Linked DNA regions of Mus musculus: all the other regions are linked to region 1. Evidence: chromatin loops called from intact Hi-C (ENCODE). Cell type or tissue: left cerebral cortex. All regions are shown on one strand.

Evidence for each region. Peaks named below come from ENCODE experiments on the same cell type or tissue, not always from the same donor. Only the 100,000 strongest peaks of a DNase experiment are listed, where the experiment ranks them.
Region 2: it touches region 1 in a loop (2.4-fold over the local background); 5 of 42 quality-filtered maps call a loop at or near these places.
Region 3: a loop joins it to region 1, with 2.3 times the contacts of the local background. A loop is called at or near these places in 10 of 42 quality-filtered maps.

What each region holds. Positions count from the first base shown.
Region 1 is chr13:52,620,547-52,628,546 of GRCm38, reverse strand. Syk (spleen tyrosine kinase) reads right to left here. Exons shown (of 14, transcript NM_011518.2): 4 at 7,608-7,746; 5 at 5,786-5,867; 6 at 5,271-5,302; 7 at 3,771-3,839. Among named protein-coding and RNA genes, the nearest start is that of Syk, 28 kb to the right of the region's middle. In left cerebral cortex, a CTCF peak has its summit at 4,303 (motif pointing right); a DNase peak (open chromatin) is centred at 4,314.
Region 2 is chr13:52,550,181-52,558,180 of GRCm38, reverse strand. Gm33168 (a long non-coding RNA gene) reads right to left here and starts at 7,225. Exons shown (of 2, transcript XR_382373.1): 1 at 7,051-7,225; 2 at 785-1,298. In left cerebral cortex, no CTCF peak of the experiment used is centred here; a DNase peak (open chromatin) is centred at 3,258.
Region 3 is chr13:52,566,055-52,574,054 of GRCm38, reverse strand. Gm2848 (predicted gene 2848) reads left to right here and starts at 830. Exons shown (of 4, transcript NR_046069.1): 1 at 830-930; 2 at 3,220-3,355; 3 at 3,555-3,655; 4 at 3,781-4,175. In left cerebral cortex, no CTCF peak of the experiment used is centred here; DNase peaks (open chromatin) are centred at 1,386, 3,613 and 4,381; H3K27ac peaks cover 320 bases.

The DNA of each region.
Region 1 (8,000 bases):
CTGGTCAGTAGGCACCAGGGACTTGCCTGTCTCTCTCTCTAGGCCCGTGATCACCAGAGCTCTGCAGCACACCCTCTGTCCTGTGGAGCAGGTAGCCTCTGCCCTGTGTCCTGCTTCCACAATCTTGCCTTTTGCTTCCTGGACCTTGACTTTCACTCCCAGCTTCCTGCCAGTATTTTCAAACTAGGCAACGGTGGTGGCAGTGTGGGTGGTAACCCTCCCCAGAGGCCAGAAGCCATAGGGCTCCAGGACACTGGCTGCAATCAGCTGGCTACAGTCTCCAGTCTCAGAAGGAGCACAGGCAGTGTGATGTGGGCAGACTCTGTCAGAAGGTGGGATGCGGTTAGGTTCACCTAAAGATGAGCACATGCCCTGTATAATTATTCTTTGATCTCACAACAAAGACCTAAAACCTGGCCTCTTCCTCCTCTTTCTCTTCCTCCTCTTTTTATTTTTTTAAAAAAGTTAATTTATTTATTTACACTGTCATTCTCTCTTCAGACACACCAGAAGAAGGCATCAGATCCCATTACAGATGGCTGTGAGCCACCATGTGGTTGCTGGGAATTGAACTCAGGACCTCTGGAAGAGCAATCGGGGCTCTTAACTGTTGAGCCATCTCACCACATAGCAGCTTACAACTGTCTGTAACTCCAAGATCGGATACCCTCATACAGGCACACATGCATGCAAAACACCAATGCACATAAGATAAAAAGAAATACATTATTTCAAAAATCTGTATTTGACTTTCCAAGTATTTTTCTCCTCCTGGTGCTAAGGACCAAATCTAGAGCCTCATGGTTGTTAGACAAATACTCTGTCACTAAGCTAAGTCCCCGCCCTGGTTTCATTTTAAATTGATAATCCTAAGATCAAAGCACAGTTTTCATTAACTCTCTAGACACTAGAGTTATTTCAAGTGCTTGTTGACTGGGCTTTGTTGGTGTCGGCTTCTCTAAAAATGTGCACATGGCGTAGGTGGATTTCTATGTGCCTGCACATGTATGTGCATGTACGTGCGATTGCTTATGTGGACATTCGGGGGCCAGAGGCTGACATCCGATATCTTTTTCAATGCCTTCACCACCTTATTGTTTGAGGCAAGGTCTCTCACTGAACCTGGAGCTTGCCTCTTTGACGAGACTGGCTGGCTGAGGGGCCCTCCTGCCTCAGCTCCTCAGCACTGTGATGGCACCGTGTGCCACTGTGCCTGGCTTCTTACTTGGGTGCTGGGCATCTGAACTGAGGGGCTCGTGCTTGGGTGACGAGCACTTTGCCTACTGCGCTATCTCTTCCAGCTGCAGCGTTGGCTTTCGCTATGACAACTGGCTCTCCTGAGTGGTCAGTACTGAGTCACGCAGAAGACCCAGCCTGAGGCAGTCCTGCTGCTGAGAAGGGGCTCACTGATGGGCTTACAGTCCTTAGTAGGTGACTTCCATCATGAGGATGATCTCACATGGGCCTGACTCAGGTGAGCATTCTTAGATGTAAGTTTAGACTTTCTAAGGAAAGGGAAAAGGGGGCGGGGAAGGGAAGCTGACCCCTACCATGCAGCAGCTTTCTTTAGCAACACCACTGAGGTTCCACCTGGCTCTGGATCCCCTCTGCTTGACAATCTCTCCCATGGACATTGCAATCACTTAACTGGTCTGTTTAACTCTGTAAGTCCTTGAAATACATCTTTGTGTAGCTATCCGCAGGCAATCCATTTGCCATGTGTAAGCAGCAATAGATGCATACACAAATACACATACTATGCAGATGCATATGTGTGTATATGGTGCATATTCAGGGCATATGCATTTCAAATATGGTATACGACTATGTACACACGGGCACAGATATTTCCATGTATGAGTGTATATATGAGTGTGTCATACATGTGTATGTGTGCTCATGTACATACAGCATCTCTGGTTGATATGTCTCCGGGGGAACCCAAAAGATAAACTTGAGATGCTGGGATGAAAGCACTCCTTGCCAGGACTGTGCAGAGCTGGGGGCTGTGAGTTAGCAACAAGCCTTGGGCTACGGCAAGTGGAATGACAGGGTGTCATCAGAAGCTCTTGAAGAGTCGGTTGAGGAGGGGGAGACACAAGGCTTGCAGTGTCTGTGAGGCTTGTTAAGTGTGGTGTCACATTCAGGATTACAGAGTCTGTGAGTGGCTGCTGGCCTGAGTGGACACCTCTGAAGAGCTTCCTTCATCAGGCACGTTTAAGTCCCTTAGCCTGTGAGGTACCGTGTTGCCTGGCTCTCACTGGGCTTGCTGGCCATGAGCTACCCCAATCACATGGGGGTGTGTCGGGCTCTGAGAAAGGTCCAGGCAGCCGCAGACTATCCTCTAACATTCTCCTCACTGACTGAGCTTAGCACAACATGGCTGCCTTCCTGTTCAAGCATCATGCTCCTTTCTCCGCTGTGCTCTGGCCATCAGGGTTAGGACCCTCTAGGAAGTGGCCAACAGAGCAAATAGTTGCTGAGTAGAACTCGTGGGCATTTATGCTGTCTGTTGCTAATAAATACCTTAATATACAACTCTGTGTACACTGGCTTAATCATATGCCCACACGCTTGGAAAAAACATTGATATAAAATTGAAACAACTATTAATAAAGTTAATCTTTACCTAAAGAAGATAAAAATAAATATGATAGAACAACCTATACATATTATATACACAGATGTATATAATACACATTACATATGTGTATATATATGCACATATATCTGTGCATATACATACATATACACATATGGGGGTGCATGCGTGCGTGTGAGTGTGTGTGTGTGTGTGTGTGTGTGTCTGTGTGTGTGTCTGTGTGTGCATGCTTGTGTATGTAATTCACTATAAACAAGTCAACACAAAGGTCAGGGTAGGACTTCTTATAAGTCTGGAGCTTGGGAGGTGGAGTTAAGTTCAAAGACAACCTTGGCTACAGAGTAAAATCCCGTCTCACAGACTAACCAACCAAACAAACAAATAAACAAACAGAAACCAGGAGCTTGGGCACAGCTCAGTGGTGAAGCGCTTGAGTTTGATTCCTAAACCCTGAAAATAAATCTGTGTAGGAGTCAAGGCCCATACATGGGGATCAGAGGCAACTCGCAGGAGTCAGTTCTGGCTTTCCCCTTCCACCCTGTGTGAGTTGCAGGAAATCACACTCAGGCTGTCAGGCTTGGTGACAACTGCCTTTGGCCTCTGGGCCATCTTCCCATGAAGGCCTTTTTTTACTGTCCCTCAAAATTCAGCCATGTAACAAAATGCAGAAATCAACCTGCTGTCTCAGGGGGTAGAGCTCCCCTGGGGACCTTGGTTGCCTCCACTGGGAAGAACTCTATGTGGCAGAAGCCCTGATGCTGCCCCTTGTGACTCTGGACACTGAAGGTGAGTTGAGCGTGCAAAGACTCTCTGGAATGAGAGCCAGCAGGTGGGGCTCACTGAAGTGACTGGAGGTACGTGTTGTAAAGGGCAAGGCAACGTGGACAGGCTGCGCAGCGGCGGTGACGGAGAAGCCACAGGCAGGGAGGGCATGTGTGCACTGTGCAGGGACTGCAAGGCTCAGTAGGAGCACAGGAGGCAGGGTGTAAAGAGAGGTAAGGAGACAAAGCATGGGGCTGCGAGGCTCAGCGGGTATGCTCGGAGCTGGGCAGGCGGGAGGCACAGAGGCAAAGCCGCATTGGGTACAGGATAGCCAGCCAAGCACGGGCTGCAGGAGGGTCTATCCTACCACTCAGTCAGGGACAGCAAGCACGGGACGCTTTAGCACCTTTTTGTGGCCAGGCTTTGGGAAGGAGTAGGATTTGATCCTTGAGATTATTCCACCCGGTGACCAAGTCTAGAAACCACAACGGCAGAGAGGAATAGAGCGTTTAGTTTCAGAAAAACACATGCAAGGATATTCTTCGTCATGACATGCTACCTGGCCCCGATTCTGCAAATGCCCTGCCCGCTCCCTTCACCTGCCCCAGGGAGATTTCCTGCATGCAAGTCCGGATCATTTGAGAAGCTTCCAGAAGAGCCTATCATTCTGGCAGAGAGGTCAAGAATTTTCAATAAATAATTTCCCACTGAAGGCTACAAAATTAAAGCTGAGACAAGAAGCAGCCACGTTGTCTGTGGAAATCTTGTGTCTCAGACTCCACAAGAGACTCTAGTCACTGGCTGTTCAGTGGTGTCAGTGGTTGCAATATAACATTTTCATTTACACAATCCTGGGACATACGCAACCCTCGGGTCACAAGTTAGACAGATCTGTCTCAAGGGCACAGAATGATAAACACCAGGTGAGGCCACCAGGGGGCACTGTGGTTCAGAGGACCCTAAAGCTCCAGGGTGTGTTAGCCAACTCAAGGGCTCTCAGTCTGGTAAGAAGTACTAACCCTGGAATGAACAGGTTCAGTAGCAAGTGGCCAACCGCCCCTGTTGGAGACAGAACATGTGCCTGGTAGATATTGGGTTTTTTAGCATCTAGCAAGATAGAAGTCAAGAATTATTCCCTGGTGGTGCTAATGAGCTGGGATGTGCTCGCTGAAGACCCTAGATATGAGAAGAGATGCTCTTGTGAAGTAACCTAAGTACCAGCTCCGACATCCCAGATGGAGAGGGGACTTGAGGTTCTTCTCTCTTTGAAGGCATGGCAATGAAAGGGTTAACCCAACACAGGGCCATCTGGGCTCCGTTCTTATCTAGTGAGTGGCATGGAGTGGAATGTGCATTCTGGCCAAGACTCCTTCCTTCTCTGGACCTTTCTCTTGAAATCTTGCCAAGTGGCCCCTCCCTGCCTCCCCTAATCATTAGTCAAATCAATTTAAGTCAAGTCCCTAGTAATAAGGTGTCAATTGGTTGGGCCAAAGAAGTTGGGTAGCCAACCTCAAGGAGATACCTATCCGCTGGCCATGTTATACTGATATGCATGTTGGCAGACCTGTGCATGGCACACACGAGTTCACACAGACAGTACAAGACTGAACGTGGACGATATATTCCCCTTTTCTACATCTGACCGGTGGATTTTCTGATCTCCTAGGGGGTTTCTGTCTCACTCTGTATACTTCCAAAGAATGAAGAGAAAATAAAACGGCCGAGAAACCATGAAAACACGTCTAGCTGGGCGGTGGTCACAGGCTGAGGCTTTCTCAGACTCACTGGATTCCCAGATCTTCCGGGATGTGCTCAGAGTATCCATCCCGTGCTGACTAAAGCCTGACCTTCCCATGTGTCCAGACACAGCTGCTTCCCCAGCAGAGACGCCTCAGAGAATACTTACCACGGGATGGGCATTTGGGCTTCCTGGGTGGCCTGGAAGGAGAATATGTCATGGTTACAGTTCTGTGTACTTCTGTGTTTGTTCAAACCATCTACTTCTCAGATCTATCAGTATGATGGGAACATACTGGGGAGACTCAACTTTCTGCATCTGTACTTTTCTCTTTTACTGGATTTTTCACACATTCCACCAAGTAAGCTTTTCTCTTTGAGACAGGGTCTGACAGTGGCCTTGAACTCACAGATTCCCTACCCTGCTTTTTTAATGCTGGGACTGAAGATATGTGCCAACATCCTGGCCACACATGCAATCAAAATCTTCTAGTTTTTGTTTGTTTGTTTGTTTGTTTTTGTTATGGTTATCTTTCAGCTAATGATTCCAAGAATTTGAGTGACATCTAGTTTAATCACACGGTAAAGCCGAAGCCTCACCCTGTGTGAGTTTGGCAAATCTGACACCAGGTTGACAATGGCTAGCTCCCCCAAAACAGAGCCTCTTCTGTGCCGATCACTCACCCATCTGTGCACCAATCTTTTGGCATGGTACCGTGAGGACTCTTAGTAGCCCATCTGGCTTGTAAGAGTAATGTTCCACTAGCTGGAAAAGAAACAGGGAAGAAAATGGTTAAGAGAGAGAGAGGGGGAGACAGCGGATAAGTCACAGCCCTCACAGGTTTTAAAACCATCTAAACCCCAGATAGTCTCTTTTCCACAGGGTACTCGGGGGATGGGCCAAAGATGTCCTTGGATAGAGTCAACAAACTTTTTAGCCTTGAAGCAGCTGGTCACATGCATAGTCAAGAGTGGAGAGTGAATGAATGCATGCATGCTTACTGCTTAGTGAGCACTCTCTGCTCTTACACAGACCAGAACTCAAGCTTAGGGAATGGTGCCACCCAACAATGACCTGGGTCTTCCCACATCAATTAATGTAATCAAAAGAATCCCCATGGATATGCTCACTCTCTAATCTACACAATCCTTCACTGAGGCTCTCTTCTCAGGTGATTTAGATGGTATCAAATTAACAACTAAAACTAACCATCACGGGCAGGTGAGATGGCTCAGTGGGTAAGAGCACTGACTGCTCTTCTGAAGGTACTGAGTTCAAATCCCAGCAACCACATGGTGGCTCACAACCACCCATAATGAGATCTGACGCCTTCTTCCGGTGTGTCTGAAGTTAGCTAGAGTGTACTTATGTATAATAATAATAATAATAATAATAATAATAATAATAATAATAATAAAATTTTAAAATAGTTTAAAAAAAATAACCATCACGTAGCCAGATAGGGATACATTAGGGGTTCGGGGTCTCCATAGCATCTCCATCACTTAGTCCTTTATTGACTTAATTTTTTGTTTATTTGCTGAGATAGGATTTTTTCTATGTAGCCCAGGCTAGCCTTGAATTTACTACTTTTGATCCTTCTGCATCCACAGTTAATGTAGTTATGATATCAAATTAAGGAAGCGGAATGTGCTCAGTAGCAAATGTGGGGAGCTGGGTGAATAATGTTGGGGTGCTTGAGTTGCCTTGAGGCTTACTGACAGCTAGGTTGAGAACACATTGCAGAGCAGGTATGGGGTGCTCTTTGGACAGGCAGCTGTCTGCAGCCCAGGAAGAGTAGACTTGCTTTCTAAGCTGTTTTAACTTCCTGTGGTGGCTCGGCTATGAGGATGCTTGCCTAGGAGGGTGCTTCCCATATTGGTTATCCACTGGGATGTCACCTGAAATTCAGTGTCTACCCTGGCATTTCAGAGCTCCAGGACCAGCTAGGTCACAGTCCCTAGGGTTTTTGTTTGATCAGTTACAGTATGTGTGTGTGTGTGTGTGTGTGTGTGTGTGTGTGTGTGTGTGTGTGTGCATGCATGCACATGTTATTCCAGTCCCTGATGGCATGGCCTTCTGTCAAATTCTTAATGCTGCCCTAAAATACATGATCTTGAGGCACCAGGAACTTATGGCTCTAACCAGGTGACGGAGCCTGTTTGTGGCTTCATTGACTTGATGACGGTCTGTGTGAACATTTCTCACACAAGTCTTCTAGAAATCAGAAAGTGGGTTGATGGAGGGTATGGGACAGATAGCCTCGTTCCTCCTCTTGTTCCTAAGAGTTTTGGAACTAGCATCCCAGTGGGTCTGCATTGTGCCCTCCAGGAGGGAGGGAGAGACAGAGAGAGACAGAGACAGACAGGGAGAGACAGAGAAGAGAGTCCAGAGAAAGAAAGAGTCTAGAGAGACAGAGAGAGAGGCAGACAGACAAAGAGAGAGAGATACAGAGACACACAGAAGTGAGTCCAGAGAGAGAGAGACAGAGAGACAGAGACATACCTGCCAGAGGGTGTCAAACTTCTTCCCCTCAGGAATGGAGAGCTTCCCGGTCTTGTCCCTGTCAATGCGGTAGTGCAATACTTTCCCTTCGTGCAGCAGGCACAGAGCATAGGAGCCGCTGTTGTCTCTGGCCCTGATCCTGCGAGAGAGAGCACACACCATATTACCCCTACTGCGACCTTTTGACCTAGGAAGCAGTACCGTCACTACAGTTGGTGGCCCTGGTGGGCAGCAGGTGCTCTCCAGCACCAGCAAATGGGCAGGTGGTGGGCACGCAGCACCCAGACCTCGAGATGACAGGAGGGCTCTGTACCAGAGCCAGCGAGTTAGCCAGAGGGAAACGCCAAGGGTTGGAGATGGACTATGGCAAAGATCCAGCAGGGCCATGGCGCT
Region 2 (8,000 bases), 70 kb after region 1:
ACATTTTGTCTATGGACAAAATGGAACTCAGAAGCCCTTGTGAATGCTGGAAAGTATTCAGTTATGTTCAGCCTTCCTTCCCATCAATGTGGTTTAGAAAGCTTGGCTCTTTAGAAAATGAGTTTGCAGTTGGCCTATGTGTCTTTCCATAGCAGGCAGCTCTTTAGGTCTCCTGTATGCACACACACATGTCCTATTATGTGTGTGCATACCTAACAGGCATCTGTACGCACGTGGCAACTTAGATGAGCCTGATCAGTTTTTCCTGCCCTTGTGTGTATGTCTTCCTCATCAGTTTAGGCTCCATGCCGTTCCCTCTCCTTCTTCTCTTTTCCCCCATGATATTAATTTTTGTAATGGCTCGAAGAGCAGCATTGTTTCCTAATGCTTTCTCCTTGGGCTGTAGACAATGAAGTCTCTGAATACCCTGGCCTTTGACTTGTATTTACTCGTCTGCCAATATCCTCCATTGATGCAGATCACTTACTCTGTATGCCGGGCACTCAGGGCTTTTCTTTTTCTGCAGTCGCTTATCTTGATTGTCCTTATTCTAGACGGAGCACACCTCCATTTCTGATACTGTAGCAGCCTGAGAGCTTCCTCTTCGCTCAGCAAATGCTGGGTACTGTTTACACAAGCCTTTTAAAAATACAGTTTAAAGAAGTACATGGATTATCGAGCAGAATAAGGGACTGATTAAGTAGAGAGAAGGTGAAATCCTCCAGTCATTCACAGGTTCCAGAACCTTCCATGGGGACACAGACCTGTCTTTATTTCTTCTCTCTTGTGTTAAAAAAATTACATGTTAAAAATATTAAAATTCACACACAGTCTTTTTACAGAGTGAGGCTGGAATGGAGTTTTAGGGTCATCGACAGTGCCAGAATACAATCTTGGGGTCTCACAGGCTGCAAGTGTTTCCAGAGGATCGGGTCTGGGCCAGGTGTCCCCAGGTCCTTGGTTGTATTAGTTACTTTCTGTTACTGTGACAAAGCTCACTCCAGTGACTCACCTACTCCAACAGAGTCAGACCTCCTAATCCTTCCCAAACAGTTTCCCGAACTGTGGACAAAGTATTCAAACATGTGAGCACATGAGCACATGGGGTCCATTCTGATTCAAGCCACCACATTGGCCTCTTACGAAAAGATCTGAGCACGGGGTTTTCATTATGTGTAACGCAGCAAGTGAACTCTTCAGAAGTCAAGCCAACAGAACAGATCAGAAGTACGTGCTCTCGGGTAGCCGTCCACATGGATGAGAAGTCCAAGGCCCCTAATGTTATTTGGAGTTTTCTCCTATGGGTTCAAGAAAAGGAAGAGTTAGCTACTAAGGGAGAAGTTCGGTTGATAGGTTAAGCTGTGTGTTTTAGAACTTTATTGCTGTGAAGAGACACTATGACCATGGAAACTTATAAAGGAAAGCATTTAATTGGGGCTGGCTTACAGTTCAGAGGTTCAGTCCATTATCATGGCTGGAAGCATGGCAGCATGCAGGCTGACATGGTGCTGGAGAGGTAGTTGAGAGTTTTACATCCAGATAGATACTCACGCAGCAGGAAGAGAATGCTACCCAGGGCCTGGCTTGAGTATCTAAGGTCTCAGAACCCACCCCCAGTGGCACGCGTCTTCCAAGAAGACTTGACCTGCTCCAACAAGGCCACACCTCCTAATTGTTTGACTAATGCTGAGCCTATGGGGGCCATTTTTATTCAAACTACCACACTGAATATTTACTTTCCATCTGTGAATGTCCTTTTTCATAATGTATCTGAGCTTAATCATATGCATGCCTACTTATGTATAACACGAGGGCCTCCCTTTAAGTTCTTTTGAAGGACGGTTTTGTCTTACAGCGTACCCACCCCAAACCAGCTCAGACTGGATCATCATTTTTATTCTCTATGTTTAGATATGTTAAGAATACACTTGAATGAAAACTGTCTAAATTTGGTTGTTGCTAGGGGCAGGAAAATCTACACTGGTATTCAGGAGAGAGGGGTGCGTATTTGGCCCAATTTGAGTAGGGGTTCTGAGGTTGCAAGGTGCATTTTTTTTTGAGAGAGAGAGAGATGTATGTTCATAGTCATTTCGGGTGATGGGATTAAGCTGGCAAGTGCATTATTGCAAGCAGAGCTGTATATTACAAAAACCAAATGAGGTTGCAGGTAACTAAACTGTCTCTCATATTTACCTCTCTCAGGAGGAACAATGAGCCACAGAGGAAAGCTCCTATGGTGATACTTTTTTCCAGGTGAGTATGAGATGTATCACCTTACCTGGGAACTAGGTGTGGGTGTAGCATGCCAGCCTTACTCTGCACAGAAGGAGGAAGGGACCAAGAGCTATGTTTGAGGGCTCCTGATACAAACTCAGTGGGTTTGGGGCTTGTCTTTACAGGCTTGCCTGCAAAAATCTTAAGGGAAACAAAAAGATTATAGTGAAGTTTCTGGTATTCCAGGTGCCTAGCAACAAATGAACTCTCTTCAGAAGAGTAGATTTCAACTCAAGCCTTGAAGAATTACAGCCCCCAGATCTCCCCGCACAGCAGAGAAATAGATCAGGGAGCAGAACAGAACTGGGGAAAGGAAGACATGCCGAAGAGGGATCAGTTTAGCAGCCTAGATACACTCAGACATGAAGGCTAGGGATATCAAATGTGGAGTAAAGTGTTTGCTATGCAAATATGAGGTACTGAATATCCAGTCCTAGAAGCCTCCCAAAAGGCAGGCACATGCCATCCCTGTGTGGGGAGACAAGTGGACCTCTGGGGCCAGCTGTCCTAGCTTGATAGGTGAGGCCCAGACGAGTCAAGGACACTATCTCAACACAGCCAATGTGAATAGCCACTCAGGGATGGCATTTGAGACTGTCCTCTGACCTCCACACACATGTACGCATGCATGTGCCCATACACATGCGTGGAATTGCACACACACACACACACACACACACACACACACACACATGTACACCGAGCATTCAAAGTCACAGAGACTATAGATTCCAGCCAGGAAGTGAAGAACGAATCAGATGCAGCTGAACACACCTGTGGCTCTCGTGAAGATTTGAAAGGTAAAGAGGAATGGGGGGAAGGGCAAAGAGAATAAACACACAGCCAACAGACGTGAATTCTGTTTAATACAAGCCAGCGGAAGTGGATGAGAAACTGAGGCTGAATCTACAGTCTGAGCTCACGGGTGTGGAGCGCAGATAATGCATCTTGAGATCACTACGATCTTTGTGCCATCTGGGAGCGTGGAGGAGGTGGTGCTGAGCTGTGGAATACAGGCAACCCGCTGAAAGAAGAGTCATGAGTCCTAGGAACATCACATCAGTCAAGGGAGTGGAAGGTGGGGTCAGTGCTGCGGTGGCGTCTATCCAAAGGGAGAGATGAAGAGAGGAGGATAAAGGCAATAAGCAGAAAGTATAACATAAGATGTCCCAAGTGAAAGCATCTACATATGTGCGGGCAAAACATCACTCATCGGGAGCAAGAGAGAAAGTACTGTTTGGGTATGGTGATTTGAATGGGAACTGTCCCCATGGGCTCTCATGCTTGAACACATAGTCTGCAGTTGGTGACACTGTCTGGGGAGGTTATGGAGTCTTTAGGAAATGCAGTCTTGAAGGGAGACACACACTGGGGACAGGTTTTGAGAGTGCACAGTCTCACCTTACTTACAGTTACTCCCTCTGCTTTCTGCATGCGGATGGAGATGTGGTCTTTCCACCTACCGCTCTGACCTCTTACTGCCTTATCTCCTCCACTGTTATGGATCCTCTCTCTGAAAATGTAAGCTCCAAATAAACTCTTTCCTCCATAAGGTGCTTTGGGTCATGATGTGTTTGTTACAGCAACAGAGTTCGAGAAAGAACGGTAGCTTACTTGGCGGAGTACTTGACTCAGCTGCACAAGACCCTAGGTTCCGCCCGCAGCACCAGCTGAAACTGGGTGCCTATAATCCCAGAGCTTGGGAAAAGACACAGGATGGTCAGAAATTCAAGGTTGTGTTCAGCTGTATAGTGAGGTAAGGGCTTCCCTGGGCTACACTGTCTAAATATTTGTTCTAAGAGGGTACAGATTTAATGAGTGAGAGTCAGGAGTGGAGTCTCATAATTCCTATTTAATGTAACCTCTAACATTTCCGAGTCCAGCGAATGTGCTATTGAAATTGATGAGTTACAAAATGAAAAAATGATTTGCTGAGTCAGTCGGCTCTGTAGATGGCGGCTCACACGTTTGAAAATGCAACATTTACAAAAGACCATTATTAATAGCATAGATTTGAATAATAAGGAAACTAAGGGCGAAATAAACAGAATTTGGGCAGGATATTTACATAGAAGAGTTTGGTAAGACATTATGCTTCCAATCATTCCAAATGCAATGATGACCAAACATGCCAAATGCATATTTGCATTCAGCATGTCTCCGTACTCTAGGAAGTTGATATTTATGATTCATACATAATACCGTATTACTTTTCAAAGTTATATAAGTCATGATGGAGTACATTTAAAAAAAATTTTATGCTCTGAAATTCTGAAACTTTACTGCAAGATTTGAAGAAAAACTACATATATACCTTTGTTGAGAGAAATACTTGGGATGGTGGAAACATTATTTCTCCCCTGAATGGCACTATAGTTGATATTTGGAGATCCAATGAACATACTGACAAGGTTCTTCTATGTAAGTGTAAATGTCCAGAACAGGAAACTCCTGGATGTGGGAAGGGGACTCTCGGCCTGTTCCTAGAGGCTGACTAAGGGGGTGCAGTAGGGTGTAGGAGGAGTGCTGCTAGCACAGAAACACATCAGGAAACTCAGTATAGAGACCCTGAAATCTACCAGGCCCATAGAAACCCGCCTGTGAAGAGACGGCCTTTGATCTCAGTTGGAAAAGTTGGTGCAGTGATTTCCCAAGGGAAGAGTAATGTCAGAGCCAATTAAAGACTCATGTAAGAAGTCATATTTTAGCGATTGCAAAAGATCAAAGGATGCCATGCGGAAGATGCTAACATGCCAACCTTAAAGGGTAAGCTTGAAAATTTCTAGATCATTAGAAGACACAATATGCAGTTTTTAACCCAGAGAAGCATTGCTACAGAGCACATTAGAGATTCTGTTAAAGCGTTACCAAAGGGGAAATGCTCTGCTGAAAACAGATAAAAGGCACGAGACTGCTTGCAGATAAAGAAGCAAGAAGCACAGGACTTAGCTTCCGTATAAACTATTAAAATACAGGTTATTTTGTGTCCATGCACATGCATATGCACATTTTCATGCATGCATGAATGTCCATGCACGTGTGGTGTATGCTGATGTATGCAAGAATATGTGCACCTGTGTAAATGCAAAAATGGAGGCCAGAGAACAGTGGGTGTCTTCCTCTATTGCTTTGGCACTGGTCTCTCACTGAACTGAAGTTTTCCCATTTGGCTAGGCTGGCCAGCAAGCACCTAGGATCTACCTTACCTATCTCTGACCGCAAAGCAGCCATGCCTGGCTTTTAAGGGGAGCTGGGGACTTGAAGTCTTCATAGCAAGTTCTTATTCTCTTTGCTCACCAGCCCTGTGAACTACAAATTTAAGTTTAACTCACTTTGCTTTTTTTTTTTTTTTTTGATCCATCTTTATTTTCTTAACTAAGATTTTATGTAACGTTTGAAACCAGTGAAATCTTAGGAAGTCTGGTTTTAGATGAGGGCTCAAGAAAGCCTGCGCTCTCAGTGCTGAGTCTGTCCGTGTGGACAAAGCAGGTGCTGATGGGGATGGGGCTGTCTGGGCCTATGGTCCCTGATCGGTAACCCCAAGGAGCTGGTGAACAGAAGTGGCTCATGCTGGGACAGTTTCTCAGAGGAGCCCTGGGGCTACTACCATGGGTCACTCTTTCCAATATCATATATATTTATGATATATATATATTATTTAATGTACACGTACACTGTCACCGTCTTCAGACACATCAGGAGAGGGCATCAGATCTCATTACAGATGGTTGGGAGCCACCATGTGGTTGCTGGGAATTGAACTCAGAACTTCTGGAAGAACAGTCAGTGCTCTTAACTGCTGAGCTATCTCTCTAGTCCTCTTTCCAATATCTCCCCCTCTTCACCCTCCCCCACCCTCGGGCTTGGGTTTGTCATATATGAGAGTCACCTGCTCCAAGGTATTCCTTGAAAAGTCAAGGCCAGGAGAGCTTGTCTCAAAAAACATGTCGGGCCACCGAACCTGGTGATCTGAATTTGATCCACAGGCCCCATATGGCAGAAGCAGAGAACCAACTCCTTTGAGCTGCCTTCTGACCTCCCGATGCATATGCTGTGGCACGCATATGTCCACACACGCTCACACACAAGTGATCAGAAGAGACAAACTGAAACAAAGCGGATGGTGCCTGAGAAACAACAGCTGAGGTGGTCCCCTGGTCTCCCCATTCCTGTCACACACAATAATCCTTTTGGGCTCCACCTGGGAGGGTCTCATGAGGACATTGCAGTCACCTCCCTGTGCCCTAGCTCACTGCCAGCTCTTACCCCATCCTTCCGTCTGGCTTTCTCCGGCTCAGCCTTGGGGTCTGGGCCTCACCGCTTCTCTGCACCCACTGTGCTGTGCGTACCACAGGCCAGTAGGCCTTTCCTTCTCGAAGCCAATGGCTGACTCTCTAGCACTTCACTAACTGCCACAGGCCACTGACTTCCTTCCTCCCGTGCAGATTTCCTTCTCAGAGCTTATGTGATGTGGCTGGCTTTTATTGTGCCGCAGGCCAGTTGTTTCCTATCTCTGGCTGCCAGCAAGGGCCGAGGGTACCACTGAGACAGGCTTGCCCATACCTGGGTGAGTTCATGGGATCCCACTGCAGGGAACTGGTGTATTGAGATGGTGTTTACCTCCCGTCCTGAGCGCATCCCTGTAAGAATGTGATGTTAGAATTCACCCCCTTTGGCCGCTGCCTCTCTCCTCTCACAGACATTGGCAGGCCTCCTATGGAGTCACAGTGAAATCTCAAGCTAACAGATGTGTAGGCGCCTACCTAGATTTCTTACCTGGGGAAGTGACTTTGCATCAAAGAGAGTTGTTGGTCACCATACATCCTGCTTTCCTCCCCCTCCGAGTCTCCTGGTTGGGAGTCAGAGGGCCTGACTGAAGGCTTATGTAATGAAACCACCTCGGTGCTGACTTTTTTTTTTTTTTTTCAACTTGACACAAGCTCAAGTCATCTGAGAGGAGGGAACCTCAATTGAGAAAATGCCTCTGTAATCCTGGCCTATAGATAAGCCTATGGGGTACTTCCTTGATGGTGGGTGAGCCCTGCCCACTGGTGGGCGATATATGAGAAAGCAAACCCAGCAAGCCAAAGAAGTCTGGCAGTTAACAGCTTTCCTTCAGGACCTGTCTTGAAATGTGTGTGTGTGTGTGTGTGTGTGTGTGTGTGTGTGTGTGTGTGTGTACTGCCCCCGCCACCATCCATGTGCTTCAAGCCCCTCGGTAATCGAATGTGACCTTAGAGTTTAAGATGAAATTAACCCCTTCTCCCCCAAGTTGCTTGGGTTATGGTGTTTTAACCATAACTCAGTAGAAATAAAAATAAAAATAGAAATCAGCAATAGAAATCCTGACTACCCCACCCTCCACAAAGCTGTCAGGCCCCCAGCTCTATGTGTAGGATAGGTTCTGCTTCACAGCCCCCACCATGCTGTCTCTGGTGCTAGACCCTGAGCTCTCCTTAAAACCATGCTGCTCTCTCTCTGTAGCATCAAATCAAGTCCTGAATGCCCAACCATCCATCTCAGTGCCAGTCACGAACCCCACAGTGGTGCCCTCTCATTCTCTGGGCCCAGAGCTCACAGGGTTACCTGCCTACCTTTTATCTCCCACGCTGTGGCTTCTGAGAATCTCAAACATAACTTGGAGATCAAACCAGTAGGACCCTCCAGCTTCCCTTCTGAACTCAGTTCCAGGGCCTTTCCTTTCTTCATAAATGGCATGTTGTTCA
Region 3 (8,000 bases), 54 kb after region 1:
CATATATACACATATACACACAGATTCACACATATATATATACTCACACACATACATACACACATACATACACATACACACATACACACACACATACAAACACACATATATACACACATACATGCACACACATACATACACACACACTAATAAATGTAATTTTAAAATTAAAATAAAGCAGTGTTTTTAAGGGGGGTATGATATAGTCACCCAGCAATAAACAAGCTGGACAGACAGACAGCAATGTCTGTCCTAGGGCCAGCTCTTTAATTTAGGTGAAGTTAAAATGGACACATGGGCCTTTGCCCAAAAGTCAAGATTAAGTGTCTATAAGACATTAATTTATTCTTCTGTCAACTTTTCCTGTTTGTGTTCCCCCTGTATTGTACTTCCAAGGCATTAGCATGAACTTTATGGCTTCCCTTTGCATGGCATTGTCTACGCCCTGTTTACACAGGAGCAGAGCAGCATTTAACTTATAGCGTTCACAATCACAGTTTGTGCTTTGTGGCTCCCGTGCGCGGGGAGGTCTTATTCTTTCCAGAACACTGGGCGTGCTCTACAGCCCTAGCTCTACATTTTATTTTATTTTGTGAGCCAATGAGTTTATTGGGCTTACTCATAGGGTCATGTGTGAGGGGTTAACCAGAGAGCAGGGGTGTGGTGGATTGAATGAAAATGGCCCCCAGAGGCTCAAAGGGAGTGGCATTATTAGAGGCGTGGCCTTGTTGGAGTAGGCGTGGCCTCGTTGGAGGAACTGTGTCGCTGTGGGTGGGCTTTGCTCAGGAGCTCAAGCCAGGCCCAGTATCACTCTCTCTGCCTGCTGCCTGCCATCCAGACGTACAACTCTCTGCTACCTCTCCAGGACCAGGTCTGCCTCTGTGCTGCCAAGCTTCCTGTCATGATGGTAATGGACTAAACCTCTAAACTGTAAGTCAGGCCCAATGAAATGTTTTCCCTTATAAGAGGTGCTGTGGTCATGGGGTCTCTTCACAGCAGTAAAAGCCTAACACAATGGGTGAGGGGTTATAGGATCATGGGTGAGGGGTTATAGGGTCATGGGTGAAGGCTTACAGGGTCATGGATGAGGGGTCACAGGGTCATGGGTGAGGGGTCACAGGGGCATGGGTTAGGGGTCACAGGGGCATGAGTTAGGGGGTCACAGGGGCATGGGTTAGGGGGCCACAAGGACATGGATGAGAGGTTATAGGGGCATGGGTGAGAGGATACAGGGACATGGTCTTCACTTTCTGGTCATTGAGATCCTCTGACAAATAACACTTCACATGTTGTTTTTGCCATGAAGGGACACAACTCAAGGGTGACCCCTGACAGCAGTGAGTATCAGCTGAGCTCAGTTCCTCCTTTTAGGGCTCAGTTCCCCTTTCCCCAGCCCAACAACGTCTACAGCTTCATTTACTCAAGTCAGCCTACTTCCCTCTTTCATCAGTGTAGAGCTTCTAGCAGGTTCTCCCCAGAAGGGACACTGAGTGGATGTTTATAAAAGCTCCAACCGTGACCTTTCTTTAATTCCTTTACATGGAGAATTCTCTGGTCCCGTCTGTGAAGTGGGGACTGTTACTGTGTCGGTCCCAGAGGAGGAGGAGCTGATGGAGACATTCTCTGCCCTGAGGCTCACAGACAGGAAGTCATAGAATCATGATTCAAACCCAGATCTTCAGGTTTCTAGAGCCCCAGAGGTCAGGTCATTCTAGTATCCCTGAGGGTGTAGAAACATGGGACAACAGTCCTGTGAAAAGCTTTGGGGCACATGCAGATGTATTTTTAGACTAACAGTGTACCAGCTTAACACATAATTAGATTGTCACTGTCACCTCAGAACAATATGAAGAGGAAAAAAACAAAAACCAAAATACAGCGGGGACTCTGTGGTCACACTTGCTGTTGCTACATACGCAGGCAGAGTCTGCTGTTGCAGGGACTTGGCTAACTCGGGAAAGCCACACCCTGGTTCTGAGGATGCTGGGCACTCAAGCTGTGACCTTCTTTGATCCAAATGCAGGAACTGGAAATGGTCCTTGAGGTTTCGGATGGGGAGGGGGTGGTGTGGGAATCATTATGAGAGAGGAGATGATTCTTCTCAGAGACATGAGAGAAACGAGGCATTGATGATTGTGATGCTACTCTTAGCGTCCCGCAGCTGTTTCCATGGAGCTATGGAGAAACCGAGCCTGGGAACCGGTATTCTGATGCACCCTTCAACCCTGGAAACACAGTCTGAAGATGGCTGTCCCTGTCGTTGGGTGCTCACATGGTCAACAGGGCTGCTGTTCTTGATGCTTATCTGTAACTCTGCAGCTGGGTATTTCCCGGTTGCCTAGCTATTGAGCCAAGCTAAAATAATATCAATCAACTTCACAACTTACTATCTAACTTTTCTAAACACTTATAAATCAAACAGCCTGTTAATTTATTTATCTAGCTCCTGGGTCTTCTATGTATCCCTGGCTAGCCTGGAGCTCACAGAGATCTGCCTGCTTCTACCGCCCAAGTGCTGGGATTAAAGATGGGTGCTACACTCTGTTTTTGCTTTTTCTTTCTTTCTTCCTTTCTTTCTTTCTTTTTTTAATAGAATTTTTATCTTTAGAAAAAAATCAAGTGCAGCTGATTTCTTTAGCATGAGCCTGGCTCATTTCTCTATCTTAATTCAAGGTCATGCTCAGTGCCAGAGAGTCTGAGGCCAGACCCAGATACATGAGACTCTCTGAAGAGAGAAAGAGGAAGAAAGGAAGAGAGAAAGAGAGAGAGAGAGAGAAAGAGGAAGGAAGGAAGAGAGAAAGAGAGAGAGAGAGAGAAAGAGGAAGGAAGGAAGAAAAGAAGGAAGAAAACAAAAGAAAAGAAAGACAGGAGGGAGGGAGGAAGGAAGGAGGGAGGGAAAAAGAAAGGAAGGAAGAAAACAAAAGAAAAGAAAGACAGGAGGGAGGAAGGAAGGAAGGAGGGAGGGAAAAGGAAGGAAGGAAGGGAGGGAGGGAGGGAGGGAGGAAGGAAGGAAGGAAGGAAGGAAGGAAGGAAGGAAGGAAGGAAGGAAGGAAAAGTAAGTTGGAGATGATGCTGTATACTGCTTAATGAGTTTCTGCCATTTCATGTCAAAAATGGCAGCCAGTGATGTTCTCTTGGACAGAAGAGGCGGTGTGAATACCTCTTGGCTGCAGAGGCAGTGTAAACCATTGCATGCCTTAAGCACTAAGTTACTCTTAGGGACGAACAGTTTGAGAGAAGAAAACTTCAAGTTGAAAATACCAAACTGAAGAAAGTGAGCTGCAAGCAGAGTTCAAAGCAGAGCCGCCAATGCCATCGCCAGCTGGCTCTGCCCCGGAGATGATCGACTCGCAAGGTTAGAGCGACTCAGTGGACACTCCCAGCAGCCATCTCCACTGGCCCCATAGAATGGATTAAAAGGGGGTAGAGGAAGGTGAAGTAGACAATGGTAAAGGCAAGAGGTGTGGAGAAGCTGCTGCTGATAGATCGGTACTGGGATGTTTGGCGCATGGGATCCGGATCTGAGCCATTTGCCTCATTCCACCCCAAAGCAGATTCTCTTCATGGAGAAGTGGGTGTCAGAAAAGCTGCTCCAAGAATAGTTGCCGCCGGGCTGGTGAACGGCGTTCCCACGGACCAGATGCAAAGTCAGATGGTGAATTACTCGGTTACCCCAAACCTGCAAAGGTGTAGTGGGTGATATGCTGATGGTGGGGGTGGAGTGGGGGGTGGTAATGGAAATCCTGGCTCCTCCTAAGAGACTCATCTTTCTTGGGACAGATGGCCTTAGACTCTTTTCTTGAAGAGGCTGGTGTGGAGATAAATCCCCAAAAGACCTTAAGCAAATCAACCTCACCTGCATGCTAGGAACGAGCCAGCGTGTGGCCCCACGCAAGGAAAGGGGCTCCTTAGAAGTCAGAAGAGCAGGGGATTGGCAGGGCTCGAACCATGACCAGGAGCAGACTGGAAAGGAAGAGATACTTCAGAAGGGAAGTGTTTTGGAGAGAAAAATCAATGATGATTTAAAAAAAAAAACAACAAAAAAACCGTATTTTGCACAGATAAAAGAAACAGAAACTCCCTGTAGAGAATCAGGCCTGCTTGGAAAAATTTATACCAAAAGTTTTGTAAAAAATCCCAGCTTCAGAACATCATACACACTTTGTACTTGTTAACTTTGTGTTAACATGCAGTGGGAAGCTGATCCTAGTTTGGGGCCAGGTGTATTGGCCCAAACCAACATGTTTTATGTGTGTGATGCCTGCAGACCCAAAAGCTCTGGACTGAGTACACAGAGGTCAAGCTGGCCACCGGACTGGGCAGATGGGTAGCCCACGGGTACGCTGGTGAGCACACTAATGTTGCAGGTAGAGTTAACACTGCTAAGAGCCCCAGCTATGAGAAGGGAGAGTGGGCAGGGAGACATCTGCGACTGAATGGAAAAGTTAATTAATTACCAAGCCTCAGGAAGACAGGGAGGCATAGTATTCCAGAGAGGAGGCTGGCTGCCAATGGCTGTCGATTTGATCCGGCATGTGTAAGTAATAGAAAGCAAGCAAAATTAATCGGCTGACACAATTCCCTTTAATGAAAATGAGGTTGATTGCAAGGAAGGGATTTTAAGGCCATGGCTGGGTCTCAGTGTAGGAGGAAGAGCTACATATAAACAGGATACATATGGAGATCTAAACTTGGTGGGGCCTTGAAAGGAACGAGAAGGTTCTCTTCAGAGTCTGGAGAATAAGGGGTGTTATTCTCTGAGAGCCATTAGAGCCTCTTCAGAGAACCCCTCCCCTCCACAAACCTCCCCAAGGGTTCTTCAGACCCAAATCCCCTGAACAAAGGAGATGTCCACCTTTTAGGGTTGGCAGGAAGTGTAATATCACGTGATTTAGATCAACACAGTAAATTTGACAGAGAGCATGGAAGGGTAAGGTACTATGTTTGAGGGTTGTTGAGCCACAGCGCAGACAACTTCTTAATTCTTTCTGTCCAAGAGAGCTGCAGTGAGGTGCGGCCTGACCCAGACTGTGGGATCTGGCCTAGAGGTGCAGGTCCTCCTCCTGCAGTAATGAGATAGACCGCTGTAGATCTCAAAAGACCAGGGTTTGGAGGTCTTGTGGGTTGGTAGCCATCGGGGATGCCTGGATGGTGAAGGCCAAGCCAGAGCCTATAGTGCCTTCAGCTTTATAACAACTATCATGATTTCAAAACAAATGCCAACTGTTTCTCTGCATTCTGTGATTTGCCCTATCCAGTCATCTGACTCTAGCTGAGGAGGGATGGTAGGGACTCAGTTTGCAGTAAACTAATCAGAAGTATAAGTCCCAACCTAGGGTTTATGGGGTTAAACCTCCAGGACCCTGACCTGACCTGTGGTATGTGTCTCCAGGTTGGTGCTGTCAAATGAGCTGAATTGTAGTATACCCAGCTGGTATTGCGAACTGGCTTAGTGTGGAGCAGTATTCCCGCAGATAGATATATGCTGAGTGTTAAGTAAGCAGTTTGCTTGTATTTCTATTGCAGTTATTTGTGTGTGTTTATGTGTTACATGTATATATGTGTGTTTTTTGTGTGTTGTGTGCCCACAGTACATTGTGGGTAGCCTGTGTTTGCATCTTTGTGTGTGCATTTGTGGGAGTAGTGTGTGTGGTACATGTTATGCATTGTGTGTGCCTGGGTCTGTACGTGTGCTAGAGTATATGTATGTGTCACACATGCATTACCTATTGTGTGTGTGTTGTCTGTATGCATTGTGTATGCTGCATGTACATTGTCTGGGTGTGCACTGATCATCTGCTTCTTGTTTGGGGAGTCTGAGTGAAGCCACATGAGCATTGTCCTATGGATGGCATAGATCTGCTGCATCATTGCTCTTAGTTAAGTGCCTGAGACTTGCTGACATGCCCGCTGAGTCACACAGTAGGAGATCACTTGCAGGAAACTACTCAAGGTTCCAAAGGGCTTGCACCAGCTCCTGGGCAGGACTGCCCAGTGCTTCCTTTCCCTGCCTCCATTCCGCCCCTCAATGCAGTCTTCATTTTTGTCTGGTGAGGATGGAGCACCACCACACTGAGGTCTGCGTTGCCCTGACGACCAGTTGAGCTGAACGTATGTGCTTACAGAGTTTCCGATTATTTTTAAAGAGAATGTCCAATAGTCTGATCAACATTTTGCTCACTGATTCCTGTAAGAACTCTCAGGGGTTTGACTCGAGTTTGCCTACTTTAAATTGAATTATCTTTTGGCTGTTAAAAGTTTTAGAATTACAGTCTGGATCAAAGTCCGTTGCCATATATACAGGGCAAGTGTTCTCTCCCAGCTACGACTGCCTTTGGCCTCATCTTATTGTCTTCTAATGAACAGAAGTTTTAAATTCAGAAGGGGACAAAAAAGGGATGTTGGTCTTTGTAAGTTTCTTTCTTTTTTTCATTGTTTAAATAAGTCCACTCGTCCTTGCAATCAAATGAGTCCATGTTTTCTTCTTCCTCCTTTCTAGTATTATTTTAAATGTTGAATGAATAGAAAAGTGATTAGTATGACTATTTTTATCTGCATTTGTGTGTGTGTGTGTGTGTGTGTGTGTGTGTGTGTGTGTGTGTGTGTAATGAGCTACACATGGTCTATGCGTGTCTTGTGGTTAACTGTGGGACACTAAGCACCCAGGGTCTTTATCTCTAATCTTTGCAACAATTTGCAAAACCTGTGCTCCTGTTCCCAAGGTTCAAGGCCTCAGGTGGGGCGATTCTATTAAGAGACAGTGAGTGGGCCAAATCTGGATAGCTCTGGAGTTCCATTAGCAGTAGCCATGCAGATCTGCACCCGTGTGAGCTCCCGGGTGCTCTGTGGTAATGCCTCCAGATGGTACATCAAAGACATCAGAGGGACATCCACTGGGGCCAGGGCAGCGCAAGCCATCCATCCCCTTCTGCACCTATGGGACGTGTGTGACTAAAGCTCTCAGTGTGAGCCTCTCACCTTTCAAATTGTTTATTGAAGGACCTGCACACTCGGAGGGCTCTTATGAAACTGCCTTTTTGTGGCTTTGGTCACAGCTCCGGGAGTGTGAGGCACCACAGGAAAGGACAATGGGGCCACCCAACAGGTGCTGGAGGGCATGGCAGCCCGACGGGGGCCAGCGGCCACACACACATCTTGCTTCTTCAGCACAGGGGGCAGGTGTGGGGTGGGGTGGGGAAGAAGTCATGCTTAGCCTGTGGCAATGCCCAGTGACTATGGAATGAATGAAAGAACTTCTCTTCTGGGAATATGCTTTCCCATTGATGACCCCTTCTCCCGGGACCTCTGCTCCCTTACTGGTCTGCTGGTTTCATGTTGAATTTTTTTTTCCACTTTGAAAACTCTGGGATTAACACTGGGTTTCTGGCATCTTTATGATAAACCGCTCTGCTGGGGGAACAGTTAGGGCTAGCCAGCATCTCCTGGTGTAAGGAGATTGGAGTTAGTCAGCCACAGTTCCTGGCTGAGGCTCCCTTGTGATGCGCACTGACTTAGGGAAGCTCTTCCAAGATCAGGACCCGCAGGGGAGAATGAATGGATTCGTCTCTTCTCTACCCCTGAGCAGGCAGTGACCTTGGGTCCCATACCCATGGTCTGCACGCTTTCAAGTTTTGCGGCTTTCAAAAGGAAGTTGGAGTACAGGTGGTGAGCAGCTTTGTTGAAATGGTGAGGCTTAACACAGTGTGTCAACCACTTACATCATTCTCTTTTTCAAGTTCCGAGTCTCCATTACTGCGAAGAGGTGCAACTGGGACTGCAGGCACCAGGGCCTCAGAATGAGCTCTGTGCACCTTGCTGGGCTCCTACTGTATCTTTGTCTTCAGTTGACCTTCAAATATCCCAGCTATGGCTGTGGAGAGTGAGATATTTTCCAACCGTAACAGTCCTACTTGACTCCCATGGAGACCTCCTCATAGGTCTCACGAGCTTTATCAAAAATGAGTGACCTAGGTTGAGTAGACCACTCAGTGTAGAGTGCT